2 separate regions of the Homo sapiens genome follow, and region 1 is linked to region 2. Evidence: chromatin contacts called from ENCODE Hi-C or POLR2A ChIA-PET data. All regions are on one chromosome and are shown on one strand. The core of a region is the stretch at or near the end of the contact, and the rest is flanking DNA. Distances in the headings are between cores, read along the strand shown.

What was found. Hi-C counts contacts between places; a loop is a spot of excess contacts on that map. ChIA-PET counts read pairs that join two places held with the same protein, here RNA polymerase II (POLR2A). Pooled maps may share reads with other maps.
Region 1: a map of PC-3 shows a loop between it and region 2 (7-fold over the local background). The contact joins two enhancer-like sites. A Hi-C loop is called at or near these places in 3 of 168 maps with a recorded cell type or tissue (Caco-2, PC-3 and mucosa of descending colon) and 3 of 50 pooled maps. POLR2A ChIA-PET finds 5 or more read pairs at or near these places in 4 of 52 experiments (IMR-90, MCF 10A, PC-3 and 1 more).

Annotation. Positions count from the first base shown.
Region 1 is chr7:12,800,683-12,804,741 of GRCh38, forward strand. No RefSeq gene overlaps it. Among named protein-coding and RNA genes, the nearest start is that of ARL4A, 120 kb to the left of the region's middle. Within about 2 kb of position 1,514, at least 4 of the 41 ENCODE cell types and tissues checked have a DNase peak (open chromatin) inside an H3K27ac peak, as active enhancers do.
Region 2 is chr7:12,709,089-12,713,302 of GRCh38, forward strand. No RefSeq gene overlaps it. Among named protein-coding and RNA genes, the nearest start is that of ARL4A, 24 kb to the left of the region's middle. Within about 2 kb of position 2,088, at least 3 of the 41 ENCODE cell types and tissues checked have a DNase peak (open chromatin) inside an H3K27ac peak, as active enhancers do.

The DNA.
Region 1 (4,059 bases), core at 264-2,763, 91 kb after region 2:
ATGTTTGGCCTTATGACAACTGTGGAATTTGAGTCAAAAATAAAAGTATGCTGGTAATTCCCCATTGCTCAGGGAGTGCCTGCCCAACCCTGGAAGTTATTTCTTTGTGTTCTGTTTTTAGAGGTTTCTAGCTCTGTTCTAAAAAAGAAAATATTGAATGCCATAGTAGGGCACTGAGTCCATCTTGAAGAAGAAGAAGAGCATAACTCTGTAATCTTTCTTGCTAGTCACTTCCAGTTGCTTTTTTTTGCCTCTGGGAAAAAAATGACAGATGCATGGATTTTCTTGCTTGTGGAATGGTTTCTTGCTTGCAGACTCCTTAAAGCAGAGAGGACACATTCATATTTGGGTTCCACGTTGTTGGTTCTCTGTGCAAATTAATTCTCAAGTCTAATAGCATATTCCCTTTATGATTTCTATGAAATCGTTATCCCTGCCTTGATTCACTGACTCATTTTATGCTATCAAGATGTAAACTCTTTGAGAAGAACATCCTCCTATCTGAGTATGCAGGTTTAATTTTACTGTCACAGCACACGTGTACAAAGTCAGATACAACCGGGAGAGTCATCGGCCCTCAAGATAGTCATTAGTCCATTGCAGGTAAGAGTAGGGCAAGATGGGAGGCAGTTGAAATTATTATTAGGGGTGAGGTATTGCATCACTGCAGACATTATAAAATGCTTCCTATGTGGAAGGGTGTAAACCTAAGGTGCAAAGTCCATGGACACTGAAAAGTGGCTGGGCTGGTTTAACAAGATGGGGCAGTGGGAGGAATGCACAGATTGTATTTAATCTCTCCTTTTATTTCCATTTCTCCCTAGATATCAACTCTTTCCTAACTATCCCAGTCCTTTCACCTTTAGGAATTTCCCTTTTATATTCTACCTGATAGACATTGGACTCCGGACGACCAATTCTCCCCTTTTATATCTTTAGTTAACTCTTACCTGCCCTGTCCTCTGCCAGGAAAGTATTAAACTATTTTGGGTTAAAGTGCTCAAGTGCAGCAGTGCTGAAGTATAAGCTGAATAGGCTTTAGAATCAGGCAGGCCTGGGTTCTATGATTTCCCTTGTATTTCCTATGTGGCTTTAGGCAAGTTATTTGAACTATCTGAGTTTCAAATTATCAGTAAAACATGGATAATAATGTATAGCTAATAGAGTCATTTTGAAGATTAAGTGAGATAAGATATGTAAAGGAGCTAGTATTCAAAAACTTAGTTTCTTTTTTTCCTTTCCATTTTACTACCAATACTATCCAAAATTTATAGATTATCAGAAGTTTTAAATATCTGAAGTATCTAATGGTGGAAATTTTGAACATGAAAGACATCAATGAAGTGATTTCCAAGGAAAATTCCTTTCTGAGAGCTTTTCAATGATGTATTTGAGTCTGTTTGTGTGTTAAGGAGTATGTGTAGGCACAGAGAGTATGTTGACTATCTTCTGATTAAGACTTCATTTTTCCATGCTTGCCTTTGCCCCAGGATGATGACTCATTTATAATCTTTATCACCTGGCTCCTGCACCCTCTGGCTTTTAATTAGGCTGAGCCTTTAGAGAACCACTGCGAAAGATCTAGATGTTTTTATTTCCCTTGATAGCTTATGGGAAGTTTGCCTAAGGTGGCACTGCTGCTTGAGGCAATCAAGGTTCCCATGTCCTCCTGCTTCCTGGTGTGCTGGAAAACAGAGGAAGGAAAGAGACTCTGCCAGATCCCCTAGGGCTGCTGTGCTCTCCTTGGAAGGTCGCTTACCCTTTCAAGGTGAACTTCTCCACATGGCTCTCTCCCAGTTTCAATAACTTCTTCCCTGTGTCCTTTTGGACTTAGGGGTGTTAACTCCTTACCAACTTAGCATTCTTACACTACCCATTGTGATTCTCCTACACCCACACCTCTGTAAATAGTCTTTTTGTAAATACATCCTACTCAAGTTATCCTGATTTGAGTGTGCTATCTGTTCTGTATTGGAATCCTGATTTATACACAACATAAACAGAGTGGAATCAAAGAAGAGGACTCATTCCTGTAATGCAAGTTAACAAGGTTAGTAAGTCAGGCTTCCAAAATTTATTATGTTTTCTAGGACATGTTTTGATTTGAGGTGTGTCTGAATAACAATCATCATTGTTTAAACCTCCTGTATGATCTTGCTGAATGCTTAATGAATGTTACTTGGAAGGCAGGATCCAAAATCATGGGAGAAAGATGAGAAAATAGCCACAGGAGGAAAACAGATGTATGGAGTGCACTTTCATGAAGATATTCAAATACAGTTGTTGAAATAAATTTGCATTTTTTTAAACAATTGTGCTCTTAATTATGATGAATTTCTCTTCAATTTTTCTGACCTCAGTGCTTTATCTGGGTTATAGAGTTTCCTTAAACCCCTTAGTCTGCATACTGGAAAAGTCGCACTTCAGACTACTGGAAACTAAACAAATAGTAGGAAGACATCATCTGCTAATTCTATGAGTCCTCTTCTTCCTGTTGCATCTGGCTCTTTTAGATTTGGTTTTGAAGAGACTTGATGAGGCAAGATTAGACAGAAGAAGAAATTTCATGAACATTTAGGAGCCCAGAATGATGGTGGCATTGATGTAAGGCCATACCAGGTGTGGTCTCTTTTTGGCCCAATCTTAAAAACCCAGCCTTCAGACAGAACTTATTTTTTTTAATATATATGAAAATGGAGTCCAAACAAGAAACTTTTATTAGGCTAAAGAAGAATTCTTATTTTTTAACTCTCTTGGCATTTTTATTTAACAAAAGACTAAAGAATGTGGCAAAGCAACATTGAAAATACCAATTTTTCCTCTTCCCAAGGCTTGTAAACTTTAATTTGAACTTTAAATACCTTTTCTACTTCATATTACTCATTTGACAGCAATTGTTTTAAGATACGGATTCGTCTTTCCTGGCCATCTTCTATTTGTTTAACATAATAATATACTTAAACCATGCATGTTTCACAGAGAATTGGCAAGATTTTAGATATCTGCCGTTTGATTGGTGCTGCATTAACCTAGAGTATAACAAGCCCGGTGATGGATGTACAAGTGTCTACACTCATTAAACTTTGTATTTGCAGAGCAAATAAGTGCAGTTATGACACATATGTGAACACAGACGGACAGAATTCGCTTTTTTACTGTGTGGCCAGTAATACAAAATAATTCAAAGAGAAAAGATTCGTTTCTACATGGCTCCTCAGAAATGTTTGTTTTATATTATAACATAATATGTGTTAAAACAGGATGATCTCAGCCACTGTTTTTTTTTAACTGAGTATTTATTTCCCAAAACTATTTGCTTACCTTCTCACAAAATAATTCTCAATCTTACATTTACTGGGGAAGAGCTAATTATTTCCTTTACTTGATTTAAGAAAAATCTTTTATGTAGACATATTATATCCTGATGTTTAAAAAATCCATTAACAAGGTCTTTAACAAGAACCTATATATTTTGGACTTCAGGTGGACATTTTGTAGTACACAGAAATTTGACTTAAATATTTGGTGTTAATCTGGGTTGTACTAGGAACAAAGTGATCCATGGGAAGGGGTATATCAGTTTTTGTTGTTGTTGTTGTTGTTGTTGTTTTAAACTTAAGCTCGTACTTTATAACAAGAGGATTTTCTGTCAGTTTAGTTTTGTTTTTTAAGACAGGGTCACTCTGTCACCCGGGAGTGCAGTGGCGTGATCATGGCTCATTGCAGTGACCTAGAAGCGATCCTCCCACCTCAGCCTCCTGAGTAGCTGGGACAGCAGGCATGCACCACCACACCTGGCTGATTTTTGTACTTTTTGTAGAGATGGGATTTTGCCTTGTTGCCTAGGCTGTTCTCAAACTCCTGAGCTCAAGCGATCCTCCCACCTAGGCCTCCCAAAGTGCTGGGATTGCAGGTGTGAGCCACTGTGCCTGGCCAAGAGTATTTTAAAAATCTTAATAATGATAACAAAGGAGGTGATACATTTCCTTGATAGTAATTCTTTTACGGATAAATGTTAACTGTAGAGTTCTTTATGGATCAATATTGGGATGACTCAGT
Region 2 (4,214 bases), core at 838-3,337:
TTTTGAAATCTAAATTAAAATTTAAAGGTAGATTTTTGCATGTTTTATATGTATAGAAGTAAGGTTCTGGGAATCGAGTTTATTCTTAGTTTTTTAAGATCATGAAAATAGGCCGGGCATGGTGGCTCACGCCTATAATCCTAGCACTTTGGGAGGCCAAGGCGGGTGGATCACTTGAGGTCAGAAGCTCGAGACCAGCCTGGCCAACATGGTAAAACCCTGTCTCTACTAAAAATACAAAAATTAGCCGGGCATGTTGGCACACGCCTGTAATCTCAGCTATTCAGGAGGGTAAGCCACGAGAACTGCTTGAACCCAGGAGGCAGAGGCTGCTGTGAGCCGAAATCGTGCCACTGCACTCCAGCCTTGGCAACACAGCAAGACTGTGTCAAAAAAAAAAAAAAATCTTGAAAATACATCCTAATATTTTGTCTTTATATATTCACACATTAACAAGCATTAGGCATACAAAGGTGAATGAGACAAAGTCTGCAGAGTTCAGATATGATAAAACAAGCAGACAGGTTAAAATATTAATAATTCCTATAATAGTAGAAGAGTTATCGTAGAGGAATACAAAGAGTTTCAGGAAGAAACTGAGCTACACTATAACACAGAAGAGACCAATAGATTTTGCATAAGCAGCAGAATGATTTCTCTTCATTAAGAGTAATGATCCACATGCTAAAGGTTAATTTCTAGTTGGTCTTCTGAATTCTGGCTTTTTCTTAACTCTTTTCTTCTGCTTTAGTCATCCTATAGAGGACCAGAAAAAATTAGACACAGTGAAATCTCTCTTCATGGTCAGGACAGTTACTGAGCAACAGGAAACACAACTATTCCTTATAGGCCTGGTGCCCTGTTTTTTTCCAGCCCTCAGGTTGGGAGCCTTTCGCATATTTTGCATATAACCTCTGACTTTGCAATGGAACGGAATTTTATTATATTTAATACCATATAATTTTTTTAGTACTGTATTTTTTGGTGGCTTTTAAAGCCACTATTCAAAATCTTTATATTACCCAATACTGCCAATATTCTAAAATTCTTGTGCAAATAAATTGTGTCATTATGTACAGTTAATGGACTTAGTAGGCAAATCAATTTTTATTTTTTTGGTTAAAGGGCTCTCCATTGTGTAAGTGCCTTTAAAACATGCTTATTAGTTAAGCATCTCAACAATGTGGAATGTGGGTTGGTTTTATCACTCTCCAATTAAAAGTTATTGCTCCATAACTTCCAAGAAAGGAAGTTAGGCACTTGGAGAAATTGGTTCAGTATTACATTGTGCAAATAGAATAAATAAATCCAGACTACTGATTCTCAACCTGTTTTCTGCCCTAAATCATCAGAGAGATAAATAGATTCTCTGTTGTAATAACTGAGTCTCAGATTCTAGCTCAGGAAGCCATTATGCCTTCTCAGTACTGGCCTTCTAAAACTTGATATGTTCAATTTTCAAAGAAAATCAATTTAGAAAGAAAAAATATGCTTTGAGATGATAAAAAAGGGAATAGTCATGTAATACAAAATCCACTAAAGCTACATTTCTCTATGCCTTATAGAAATGGACAATTATTTAAATATTAAAACATACCACTACCCCAATTATATATTTTATAATATAAAAATACTTCTTAAACTAAGTAGTAGTATTACTACTGAAATCATCTGTGTATATTTGATATGGGACATGGATAATGGGTCACATCTTGACAAGCATTTCAGGCCTATTGAAAGCTGGTTGTAACAGGATGCAGTTTGCATGAAGGGCTCATTATGATTATATCTTGGACACAGCACAGTAACACTTTTCTTTTCTTTTTTTTTTTTTTTTTGAGACAGAGTTTCGCTCTTGTCGCCCAGGCTGGAGTACCGTGGTATGATCCCGGCTCACTGCAACCTCTGCCTCCCGGGTTCAAGCAATTCTCCTGCCTCAGCCTTCCAAGTAGCTGGGATTACAGCCACCACGCCCAGCTAATTTTTGTATTTTTAGTAGAGGCTGGTTTTTGCCATGTTGGCCAGGCTGGTCTAGAACTCCTGACCGCAGGTGATCCACCTGCCTCGGCCTCCCACAGTGCTGGGATTACAGACGTCAGTCACCCGGCCCGGCCGACACTTTTCTTATGGCTTAGAAGTTCACAGAGTTCATAGGCAATTCATGTAAACTCAAAATGTTTGAATAGCCACACGAACGACTTCAGCTTGGCAGTCCCTTTGTCTCTAGGTTTCTGCTCGTTTCTATGTATCTAGAAATTCTGCCTCAGTCAACGTCTTGGACTCCTATCTTAGTGTAGGTAGAATTACTCATCATTACTTACTTTGAATCTAGATGGTTTCTTCACTGCTACTTTTAAAACCAGAGAGTCACCAAGTCAAGCACAACCACCTTGTTCATTCTCTTTTTTTTTTTTTTTTTTTGAGACAGAGTCTCGCTCTGTCACCCAGGCTGGAGTGCAGTGGCGCGATCTCGGCTCACTGCAAGCTCCGCCTCCCGGGTTCACGCCATTCTCCTGCCTCAGCCTCACGAGTAGCTGGGACTACAGGCGCCCGCCATCACGCCCGGCTAATTTTTTTTTTTGGAGGCGGAGTCTCGCTCTGTGGCCCAGGCGGGAGTGCAGCCGCGCGATCTCGGCTCACTGCAAGCTCCGCCTCACGGGTTCACGCCATGCTCCCGCCTCAGCCTCCCGAGTAGCTGGGACTACAGGCACCCGCCGCCACGCCCGGCTAATTTTTTTGTATATTTTTTAGTAGAGATGGGGTTTCACCGTGTTAGCCAGGATGGTCTCAATCTCCTGACCTCGTGATCTGCCCGTCTCGGCTTCCCAAAGTGCTGGGATTACAGGCGTGAGCCACCGCACCCGGCCTGTTCATTCTTTTAAGGCCTTCATTTTATTCCTGTTGGTTTCACTCACAACTGATAAAAAAGGTAAATGTCGTGTGAGTAGATAAAAATTTTTGAAAATTTGTTTTCAAAGTTGTTAAAGGAAAATACTCTTCTGAGTGTTTCCGTTCTGGATTGTTATTAGTAAGAAAAATATTTTCACAATGATACTATCAAGCATAAAATTCAGCAAATTATAATACTACCCTTATTACACAGTCTCAGGAAAAAAGGTAATAAGTATTATTTTGCATTTAGTGATAGAAATATTAAGGCTCACAATAACAATTGATTTTAAAATAATGATTAATTTTCCAGCTAAAGTTGTCATTTGACAAGCATTTACTGAAAGTACTTGAGAAAACGACAGCAGTAATTATAGCAGTAATAAAGCATAGCAGGCTAGACTTGCCTCTGTAATGCTCATGACTCTTGTGTAATGTAGATAATTAGCAAACTATCGAAACCACTGGAGGAACATCCTGTAACATGGTTAGGGAGACCTTTGTCCTCAGATTTGTTAGCTAATGACATTGTATAAGGATTTGGCAAGTAATTGAATTCTGTTGACTCTTAAATGTTTGGTAATGTACAGTTAAAACTATAAAGTCTGACAGAGGACATGGAGTTGGTACCTTTTCTTTTAAATTTTTCACAGCAATCTTCCAGTATGTTCTTATCTTCCTTGGAAAACCTAGTGTGTCTGTCTCCCAGCAGGTGAAATGAAATGACAATAGACTTTCATTTTGAAATTCAGCAATTTCGTAAGCTTATTGAAATTTTGTTTATCATTTGCTAAACTTTACTGGTATAAATATTACATGGCAGAAATAAAATTATAAGTTGTACATTAGTTTATTCATTTAAACTTTTGTAACACAAAGATCAAGAAACATAACATATTCTGTATTTTTGCCAACAAATATCTAAAATCATTATATTTTAAGTTACAATATCTGCAATCATAATAAATATAGGTCTTTTAAAATATAAAAATTTGAGGCATAAAAGTAATATGATATGTTCCAAGTCACAATGGCAGTAAATATAAATGCTAAACTGAAATATGAAAATCTAGTTGAGGATTTGCTTAGAGTAAGTTTGTAAAATTTGTTTTGAAGAAAGAAAAACAGATTGAAAGTATTTCTTTTTAATATGGTTTCAATTTAATTTAAAAACAATGCAACAAAGCCATTCTTATGTACACACATAGCCATTAAAGATGTTCCTAGCACAAAGATTCTCAAATGTTCCTAGTTCATTCCACCCTTAATATCTGGTAATTTTTTCATGGTGACTCTAGGAAAATAGGAATACCTCATTCGTTTAT